Regions from separate parts of the Homo sapiens genome. Here region 1 is linked to region 2. A link is an interaction called in ENCODE POLR2A ChIA-PET data of the cell type or tissue named here. Cell type or tissue: endothelial cell of umbilical vein. All regions are shown on one strand. Links, peaks and the distances in the headings refer to the core of each region. The heading gives the core; the rest is flanking DNA. Region 1 holds the start of PARP6 (poly(ADP-ribose) polymerase family member 6). Region 2 has its middle 10 kb from the start of CELF6.

What was found. ChIA-PET counts read pairs that join two places held together with the same protein. Peaks named below come from ENCODE experiments on the same cell type or tissue, not always from the same donor. Only the 100,000 strongest peaks of a DNase experiment are listed, where the experiment ranks them.
Region 1: POLR2A ChIA-PET joins it to region 2 with 9 read pairs; 4 of 35 experiments call an interaction of 5 or more read pairs at or near these places.

The regions. Positions count from the first base shown.
Region 1 is chr15:72,272,539-72,277,774 of GRCh38, reverse strand. It overlaps PARP6 (poly(ADP-ribose) polymerase family member 6), which reads left to right and starts at 5,221. Exons shown (of 24, transcript NM_001323532.2): 1 at 5,221-5,236. RefSeq lists enhancers at 4,719-4,808, 4,869-4,918 and a silencer at 5,059-5,236. In endothelial cell of umbilical vein, for the core only: a CTCF peak has its summit at 4,858; a DNase peak (open chromatin) is centred at 5,014; H3K4me3 peaks cover 756 bases; H3K27ac peaks cover 9 bases.
Region 2 is chr15:72,327,871-72,333,360 of GRCh38, reverse strand. No RefSeq gene overlaps it. Among named protein-coding and RNA genes, the nearest start is that of CELF6, 10 kb to the right of the region's middle. In endothelial cell of umbilical vein, for the core only: no CTCF peak of the experiment used is centred there; no DNase peak of the experiment used is centred there.

The DNA of each region.
Region 1 (5,236 bases), core at 237-5,236, 56 kb after region 2:
TAGTTCTGGTAGGGAGGAATAGGAATATAAAGGAGGGATTGATTTAAGATGTATTAATTTGCTCGCACTTGTAATCCTAGCACTTTGGGAGGTCGAGGTGGGAGGATAACTTTAGGCCAGGAGTTTGAGACCAGCCTGGGCCACATATTGAGACCCTGTCTACTACTCCCCAGGAGGCTGAGGCTCATTCCACAGGCTTTTTAGTTTCTTGCATTTTCTGCTCAGCACCTAAGATATCCCTTGGGAAAAGCCAGACCCAGGCGTGTGGCCTGTTCTGCCTTCTGAGTCTCTGTGCTTTTAGGCAGCTAGAGGGCAGGAGGCCAGAGTTTGGAAAGAAAGAAAAAGAAGAAGAAGATGTATTAAGATGTAAAATTTAGAGTTTATGAGGTAAAATTGGTTCCATTTAAATAAGGATGGGAGAAGTCTAAGATGCTTTCTTCTCAGGGTTCAGTCTGAATAAGTCATAGGTGAGATTTACTAAGTTAGGAACATGAAAGAAATACAGTGAGAAGATGTTTGCCTATGTGACATCCAAGTGGAGCTGTCCAAAAGACAACTTGACCAAAGTTAACTTGAAACTCAAGAAGTACAGGATGGAAGCCAGGCGCGGTGGCTCACGCCTGTAATCCCAGCACTTTGGGAGGCCGAGGTGGGTGGATCACAAGGTCAAGAGATTGAGACCATCCTGGCCAATGTGGTGAAACCCCGTCTCTACTAAAAATACAAAAATTAGCCAGGCGTGGTGGCGTGCATCTGTAGTCTCAGCTACTCAGGAGGCTGAGGCAGGAGAATCGCTTGAACCTGGGAGGCAGAGGTTGCAGTGAGCCAAGATCACGCCACCACACTCCAGCCTGGCAACAGAGCGAGACTCCGTCAAAAAAAAAAAAAAAAGAAGAAGAAGTACAGGATGGAAATATAGATTTGGGAGTTCCAGTCTATAACTGTGTGTCACTCAGGTGGATTTAAATGAGACTTTTGTTGAAAGGGCACTAGGTGGGTCACGGGATTGCCAGGCAAAAGACCCAAGCTTGGAAAATAGGCAGGAACAATGAGAGGCCAGTCCACCACAGCACAGGCCAAATTCAGATGCCAGAACCAGCTCCACAAGACCACTGCTGCTGTCATCATTATTGGACATGGGATGTCACCACTACCAGTACCCACACCATGAAAGTCCCTGGGCATGGGGTAAAGCTGACCCTGCTCTCCTGTCACCATTGCCACTGGCATGAATTCTCTATGATTCTATTTCTCTGAGTCACTCCAGAAACTACATTTCTGGAAGATGCTTGGCCAGGCCAAGGTCACATGCCTCTGTCTTAGCTAGAGAGCTGGGAAAGCAAAGATTCAACCTTTTTAGTGTCTGTCATGAAAGATAGGCTCTGCTTACTTCTAAAACTTGTAACATAAGAAGGAGATTCTGTTTCTGGGCAACCCCAAATTATCAAGATCTCCTTCAAGTGGCCATGGAGGCCACAGGGAAGAGTAATAGGAGAAATGGATGTGGGCTGAACTGCTTTTCTACTTAAGTAGGGAATGAAGGAAAGGGAGTATAATAAGGATACTGTGAAGGAGTCATATGAGGTGTAGCAAGAAACTGGAAGAGTGTAGCCCATAAGAGCCAACAGAGGAAAGGGTTGCAGGGGCAGGATGATCAACAATGCCAAATGACACCATGCAGTCAACTGCAGGGGCAAGATGATTGACAATGCCAAATGACACCATGCAGTCAACTGCAGGGGCAAGATGATTGACAATGCCAAATGACACCATGCAGTCAACTGCAGGGGCAAGATGATTGACAATGCCAAATGACACCATGCAGTCAACTGCAGGGGCAAGATGATTGACAATGCCAAATGACACCATGCAGTCAACTGCAGGGGCAAGATGATTGACAATGCCAAATGACACTGTGTGGTCATATAAATGAAGCCTGAAAATTCCCAATGGATTTGTCCATTTGTAAGTCATGTGTCACTTTGGTGAAAGTATTTTCAGTAGAAATTTTGGGGAGAGGTCAGATGACACCAGATTTAAGGAACAACTGAAGACAAGAAAGTGGAGAGGGGGAGTATAGGCTACTCCTAGAAGTTTGGTTAAAGGCAAGAAAAATCAGTAGCATGGCATATAGGATTCAAATTGGATTTTCTTTTTACGGTTGGGCTAGTTGATCAAGCTTATATACTGAGATCAACGAGTAGGGGAGAGGAAAAAGTTGAATATAAATGAAAGAGAGAGGTAAGGAGCAAATTTCCCAAGGAGGCAAAAAGGAATGAAATACAGATCACAGTGAAAGGACTAACTTTGTATTTGAAGAGAGCCCTCTCCACTTCTGAAACAGAAAGGATGGGAGAGATTCAAATGTTTGGAGGGGACAGAAAATTGAGGCAGTTCCCCCGTGGCCTTTTATTTATTTATTTATTTTTAAAGAGATGGGGAGTCTCGCTCCATTGCTGAGGCTGGAGTGCAGTGGCATAACCACAGTTCACTGTAGCCTTGAACTCCTGGGCTCCAGAGATCCTCCTGCCTCAGCCACCCAAGTACCTGGCACCCAGAGCCTTTATTTTTTCTGTGAAGCAGAATGGGGGATGGTGGGAGAGGCTGACATGGGAAGGGTTGCTGGGTACACTGAGGACTCTGCTGAGGAGACAATGAATTTGTAGGAGCTCTGTACTGAGTGCACATTAAGTTAGCTTAAGCCATTTATTCTAGATAAAAACTGACTCCTAGTCCCTCAAGATCAGAGGGCCTCAGAAAGTGCCTTGGGCAGGGTATAGTGGCTCACACCTGTAATCCCAGTACTTTGGGAGGACAAGATGGAGGACTGCTTGGGCCCAGGAGTTCAAGATCAGCCTGGGCAACATAGGGAGACCCCATCTCTGCAAAAAAAAATTAATTAGCCAGATATGTTAGTGCATGCTTAAGCCTTGGAGGCTGCAGTAAGCTATGATCACACCACTGTACTCCAGCCTGAGTAACACAGTGAGACCCTGTCTCAAAAAAAAAAAAAAAAAAAAAAGAAGGAAGGAAGGGAGGGGTGCCTGGGAAGCTGCCAGAAAGCAGAGAGTAGTCTCACCATTTCTGGTCTCTGCCTCTCCATGCTTCATTCTGTGTCCCCAGATGGTCTTTTTCCTTTTCTCATTCATCATAGTAGGTGGGAGGTAGATGTACCATAGCTCCTAAGTCTATGTCTCTTTTGCTTAAGAAACCAGTCCAGTTAGAATCATAATCTGTCAGCTCTAATCCCAGATTTTCAGGAGAACATCTGTTTAACACAGCTTAGACCAGGAATCCACTCACAGTTCAATAAACTGCAGCTAAAGTGCTAGAGGTCACACAAGACGAACATGGCCCTGGGGCCTGTGGATCCATAGTGTGGGTGTGGAAACGATAATTCCCACAGAATAGGGTTCATGGGCTAGACTAACCTAAATGGTGTCCACTCACAAGCTTAAGTGTGCAGGATTGGATGACTTCCTTTATCCTGGTTTAGGATGGGAGAGTAGAGAAGGTAGATAGCTGGCATGACCCAGGAGTGTGATTTTTACAGAGTAAGTGCAAGCATATTAACAAAGATGTGATTAAAATGACTGACCAAGGATGTGGACTGGGTAGGAAAAGAGGTGAAGCCTGGAAGATACTGGTAAACTATGAGGTGGCTGAGATTCATGATGAATAGAAGAGCTAGTGGTGGTATGCTGGAAAGGGGGAATCCTAAAGGTTATTGAATACTGGAGTTGGACTTGTCACTCATGGGCACAGTGCTTATGTTCAAACACTCCCATACATACTTGGTTCTCAAAAGCTATTACGGGGCCCTTGATGGTGAGTTGTTTTAGAGAGCAGGCCTGACTCCTTCCCCTACCACTCTGAACTTCCGCACTCTGAAACCGAGGTTATATTGATCCCTCACTTTTTTCAGTTACTATAAGCAGTAGATGTAACAAACTCACACCGAGACGGTGTTGTGGCCCAGGCTGAGTGGCAAGGTGAGCAGAGGGGGACATCAAAAGGGGAAGGAGTTAGAAAGGAGAGGCTGAGAATGTGCAAATGTAAATCAACCAACAACAAAAAGTTAACTGGGAAACTTCTGAGGCCAGCTTAGGAGGGATAGACATGACGTGTTTATATCATTCAGGGCCAAAGCCTTCTTTGTGTGTACTGTGTCCAGCTACAAAGAGGGAGTGAGGAAACAGAGTAGGTCTAAGATAAGCCTTTTCCCATTAGTGTTGATGGAAAAGAGGGTCACGTGGAAGCCCCAAGACTAATAAGGATGAAGGAGATCTGGCCATGTCTAGGGTTAATAACCACAATAACCACAATTACAGCTTCCATGTATGAACTACTTCCTAGTCCCAAGTACTCTGCTGGTTACTTTACATGGATTAGTTGGAATCGTATGAAATTGAAGGTATCTGACTGTTTATAAACTGCAAAAATAGCAATTTCCTACGGTTCAACCTAACACTATCTCAGTTCATCCTCACCACAACGGCTCCGTGAAACACATATTACTGTCTCCACCTCAAAGAGGAGAAATCAGATTCACAAAGTGAAAGTCATCGCTTAAGGCTGCACCATCAATAAGTGCCGAACCCAAGCTTCAGACCCAGATTGACTAGAAGGCCAGGGTGCTCTCCATCACGCTGCAGCTACCGGGGAACAAATGAGTTAAATGCCAGAATTTTTAAAAGCCCGAGGTGTTCGACTTCCATTGTCGAACCAGAGAATCCTGCAGTCAGCAAGGCCTCAGGACTTCCCTCAGTCTCTACCTGCCGGCCCCAACCTCCGGCGAGGGGACTCCCTCCCGGCCTACAGGCAACCTGGGTTGCCCTTCCTGCTTGTTCCTCCCAACCACTCGGGGCGCTAAATGCAAGTATTCTCCTTTGGAAGGCTCCCCGCACTCCCCCAGAGTCCCTCTTCCTTCTCCACTGCCTCCCCTACCCACGGCGCAGGCGCCACCCCCCACTCCGCACCCTTTCCCGACTAGCGACCGCCGCGCAGGCGTCTCAAGGCTGGCGTCGGCTGCTGAGGCGCGCCCAGGAGCAGGCCGTCAGGCTGTTGGTCAGGAGCGGGCCACGTGCCATCGTGTCACCGCGCGAGCGTGCGCAGAGTGGCTGAGCGCGCCCGTGACGGAACGACGAGGCGTGGGGTGCGCGACCTCGCCCGCCAGGCCCGGCCCCCGCCCCTTGGCCTGCCGCTCCGCCCCCGCGGGGCGTCCCGGGCCGCTCGT
Region 2 (5,490 bases), core at 230-5,229:
GAAAAGAGAAAATGGAATTATATTAAATGATCAGTTAAAACCAAAGAAGACAAAAAAAGAAAGAAAAAAGAAATAGCAATGGCAATTTTATCAATGGTCTAAATACATGAATTTTTTAAAAAGGGCCAGGCTCAGTGGCTTGTGCCTGTAATTCCAGCACTTTGGGAGGCCAAGTTGGGGAGACTGCTTGAGCCCAGGAGTTCAAGACCAGCCTGGGCAACGTGACAAAACTGCATCTCTATAAAAAGTACAAAAAGCCGGTGTGGTGGTGCGTGCATGTAGTCCCAGCTACTCTGGAGGCTGAGGCAGAGGCAGGAAGATCACCTGACCCCAGGAGGTCGAGCCTGCAGTGAGTTGTGATTGTGCCACTGAACTCCAGCCTGGGTGACAGAGAGACCCTGACTCTAATAATAATAATAATTTAAAAAAAAGACCCAACTGGTGTTGTCTGTAAGAAATCAACTTTAAATATAGACACAGATGGGTTAAAAGTAAAGGAATGGAGAAAGATGCATCATGCTAACACTAATCAAAAGAAGGCTGGAGGCTGGGCATGGTGGCCCAGCACTTTGGGAGGTCGAGGCGGGAGGATCACTTAAGGCCAGGAGTTTGAGACTAGCCTGGGCAATATAATGAGACCCCCCCATCTCTATGAAAGAAAAAATAAAGCTGTATTAGTTTCAGATGGAGTCAGCTTCAGAGCAAGGAAAATTATGAAGGATAAAGAGGGCCAGGTGTGATGGTTCATGCCTGTAACCCCTGTACTTTGGGAGGCCGAGGCAGGAGGATCACTTGAGACCAGCCTGGGCAACATGGTGAAATGCCATCTCTACAAAAAATACAAAAGTTAGCCAGGCGTGGTGGTATGTGCCTGTAGTCCCAGCTACTCAGAAGGGTGAGGCTAGAGGATCATTTGAGCCTGGGAGTTTGAGGCTGCAGTGAGCCATGATTGCAACAACACTGCACTTCAGCCTTGGTGACAGAGCAAGACCCTGTCTCAAAAACAAACAAAAAAAAAAAAAGAAAAAAAGGATAAAGAGAGGGCCATTACACAATGATAAAGAGATCAGTTCTTCAAGAAGACATAATCCTTTATGGGTATGCCCTAGTATCAAAATACATAAGAGAGAAAAAAAACTGATAGAACTGCAAAAAGAAATAAACAATCTGCTATTATAGTTGGAGTTTTTGACAGCCCTGTATTAGGAGTTAACAGATCCAGGAGGAAGATTGGTAGTGACATAGTTGAAGTGAACAGCAACATGAGTCAACTTGGTCTATATATTCATTTCAAGTTCACACGGAATATTCACCACGATAGACCACATTTTTGGGCATAAAACACTCCTTAACATATTTAAAGAGCTTGAAATCATACATTGTATGCCCCCAAATCACAAAAAAATTAAACAGAATTCAATAACAGAAATATAGCTAGAAAATAGTCAAATATTTAAAGATTAACCAATATACTTCTTTTCTTTTATTATTATTATTTTTTTTTTGGAGATAGAGTCTCACTCTGTCGCCCAGGCTGGAGTGCAGTGGTGCGATCTCAGCTCACTGCAACCTCCACCTCCCAGGTTTAAGCGATTCTCCTGCCTCAGTCTCCGGAGTAGCTTATTAACCAATACACTTCTGAATAATACATAGGCCAAAGAAAAACACTCAAAACCAGCCTAGGAAACATAGTGATACCCCATTTCTAAAAAAAATAAAATAAACAATAATAATAAATTAGCTGGGCGTGGCACACACTTGTGGTCCCAGCTACTCGGGAGGCTGAGGTGGGAGGATCACTTGAGTCCCAGGCAGTCAAGGCTGCAGTGAGCTATTGTGATGGTTAATATCAAGTGTCAATTTGATTGGATTGAAGGATGCAAAGTATTGTTCCTCCATATGTATGTCTGTGAGGATGTTGCCAAAGGAGATTAACAAGTCAGACCCATCCTCAATCCAGTGGTCACAATCTAATCAGCTGCCAGTGCAGCTGGAATAAAGCAGGCAGAAGAACGTGGAAGGACAGACTGGCTGAGTCTTCTGGTCTTCATCTTTCTCCTGTGCTGGATGCTTCCTGCCTTCAAACATCGGACTCCAAGTTTTTCAGCTATTGGACTCTTGGACTTAAGTGATTTGCCAGGGACTCTGGCCTTTGGCCACAGACTGAAGACTGCACTGTCAGCTTCCCTCTTTTGAAGTTTTGGGACTCAGACTGGCTTCTTGCTCCTTAGCTTGCAGATGGCCTATTGTAGGACTTCACCTTGTGATTGTTTGAGTCGATACTCCTTAATAAACTCCCTTTCATATGTACATCTGTCCTATTAGTCCTGGCCTTCTAGAGAACCCTGACTAATACAGCTATGATCATGCCACTGTACTCCAGGCTGGGTGACAGAGTGAGACCCCACCTCAAAAAAGAAAAAAAGACTCGAGAAATTTTGAAAATATTTTAAACTAAATGAAAACGAAAAATACAACTTATCAAAATTTGTGGGATGTAGTAAAAGCAATGCTGCAAGAGAAACCTGTAGCATTGAATGTATATATTCCAAAGGGAGAAAGATATAAAATCAATAATCGGCTTCCACTTCTGGAAACTAGACATAGAAAATTAAATTTCAAATAAGGAGAGAAAAGAAATAATACAAATTAGTCACCCTAGCCTACATAGCAAGACCCCGTCTCTACAAAAAATAAAAAAAACTTACCCAGGTGTGGTGGTACATGCTTGTAAATCCTAGCTTCTCAGGAAACTGAGGCAAGAGGATCACTTGAGCCCAGGAGGTGGAGGCTGCAGTGAGCTGTGATTGCACCACTGCACTTTAGCCTGTGTGACAAATTTGTGGGCATAGAATTCTTCATAATATTCCTTTATTATCCTTTTTTTTTTTTTTTTTTTTGAAATGGAGTCACTACCTCTGTTGCCCAGGCTGGAGTACAGTGGCACGATCTCGGTTCACTGAACCTCTGCCTCCCAGGTTCAAGTGATTCTCCTCCTGCCTCAGCCTCCCGAGTAGCTGGGATTACAGGCACCTGTCGCCACGCCCCACTAATTTTTTTTGTTTTGTTTTGTTTTGTTTTGAGATGGAGTCTCGCTCTGTCACCCAGGCTGGAGTCCGGTGGCACTACCTCGGCTCACTGCAAGCTCCGCCTCCCAGGTTCACGCCATTCTCCTGCCTCAGCCTCCCGAGTAGCTGGGACTAAAGGTGCCCGCCACCAAGCCTGGCTAATTTTTTTTGTATTTTTAGTAGAGACGGGGTTTCACCGCGTTAGCCAGGATGGTCTCGATCTCCTGACCTCATGATCCGCCCGCCTCAGCCTCCCAAAGTGCTGGGATTACAGGCGTGAGCCACCGCGCCCAGCCTAATTTTTGTATTTTTAGTAGAGATGGGGTTTCTCCGTGTTGGCCAGGCTGGTCTCGAACGCCTGACCTAAAGTGATCTGGCTGCTTCGTCCTCCCAAAGTGGTGAGATTACAGGCATGAGCCACTACACCCAGCCTGCGTTATTATCTTGTTGATGCTCATGGAATCAGTAGTGATGGCCTATCTCTGTTTGTTGTTGTTGTTGTTGTTGTTGTTTTGTTTTGAGACTGGGGCTCATTCTGTCCAGGCTGGAGTGTAGTGGCACAATCACGGCTCACTGCAGCCTTGACCGACCCAAACTCAGATGATCTTCCCACCGAAGCCTCCCAAGTAGCTGGCACTACAGGCATGCGCCACCAAGCCCAGCCAATTTTTATATTTTGTAGAGACAGGGTTTCCCCATGTTGCCTAGGCTGGTCTTGAACTCCTGGACTCAAGCAATTGCCCGCCTCAGCCTCCCAAAGTGCTGGGGTTACAGGAGTGAGCCCCATCTCTAATTTTTGACATTAATAATTTGTGTCTTGTTTTTTTCTTGGTTAGCCTGGCTAGAGGTTTGTTAATTTTATTATCTTTTCAAAGAATCATCTTTTGATTTTGTTGATTTTTTTCTCTTTATTTTCTGTTTTCAATTTCATTGATTTCTGTTCTAATTTTTAAAGTTCTGGAGATATTGGAGTGGTCTGAACTTTATGAGATCTTGAGACTAACAAATCAACACTTCCTTCCAAGACAAAGCCCAAATAGAGGAGAAACTGCTGGCAGTAGAATCCAAATAGAACTTAGCAGAGACAATAAGGACAAAAAAAAAAAAAAAGAGAGAGAGAGAGAGAGAGAGAGAAGGTCCAGATAGAAGTAGGTGGCGTAGTAGAGGATGCCTGTCTCGGGAGTCAAAGATCACATTTGTATCACCTATTTTAAGGTAAAGAAAACTCTAAAGCTTTGAAGCTAGAAAAGCTATTCTTGGCCGGGCGTGGTGGCTCATGCCTGTAATCCCAACACGTTGGGAGGCCAAAGTGGGCAGATCACTTAAGGTCAGGAGTTCGAGACCAGCCTGGCCAACATGGTTAAAAAAAGAAAAATTAGCCAAGTGTGGTGGCGGGCGCCTGTAATCCCAGCTACTCGGCAGGCTGAGGCAGGAGAATCTCTGGAACCTGGGAGATGGAGGTTACAGTGAGCCGAGATCGTGCCACTGCACTCCAGCCTGGGTGACAGAGCGAGACTCCATCACACAAAAAAAGAAAAAGGCTATTCTTCCTATTGCTCTTTCTAAACAGAAAAACTCATTGCCCTTAAAAATGAACAATTAGGCCAGGTGCGGTGGCTCACCCCTGTAATCCCAGCGCTTCGGGAGGCTGAGGCAGGTAGGTCACCTGAGGTCAGGAGTTCAAGACCAGCTTGGCCAACATGGCAAAATCCCTTCGCCACTAAAAATATAAAGTTAGCCAGGTGTAGTGGCGTGCGCCTGTAATCCCAGCTACTTGGGAGGCTGAGGCAGGAGAATCGCTTGAACCTAGGAGGTGGAGGTTGCAATGAGCCGAGATCATGCCACTGCACTCCAGCCTGGGTAACAAGAGCGAAATTCCATCTCAAAAAAAAAAGCAATTAAAACTACTCAATTGAAGTCCATACATAAAAGAGGAGGATAGGGAATAATACCATAATGTCCCTGTTGACAGTGAAAGCATGACAGAAAGATTTACCCTTAAAACAAAAGAAAACCATTAAGAAAAGAAAAGGGACTATGAAAAATCAATATAAGAGTGAGAAAAATTCAAAAATGTGATGATTGGAAAAAATAAGATGTTTAAAAGTGAGGTTACAGAACTCAGGAGGGAATTAGAATAAATGAAAAGTTATTTCAGAAATGAAGTCTATTCTAGAAGTTTCACTAGCAAAAATGACAATGGATAATATCTTCAGACAAATAGAAGATTAAATGGAGGTGATCTGCCCTCTTTGGCCTCCCAAAATGTTGGGATTGCAGGTGTGAGCCACCGCACCAGCCATGGAGGATTTTAAAAAAATATATTTTTAAAGAAGAAAGAGATAAAAAAGGATTTGGGAGAAAGTGATCAAAAAACAAAACAAAAAACAAGATAGGCAGAAGATCTAACATATGTATGACA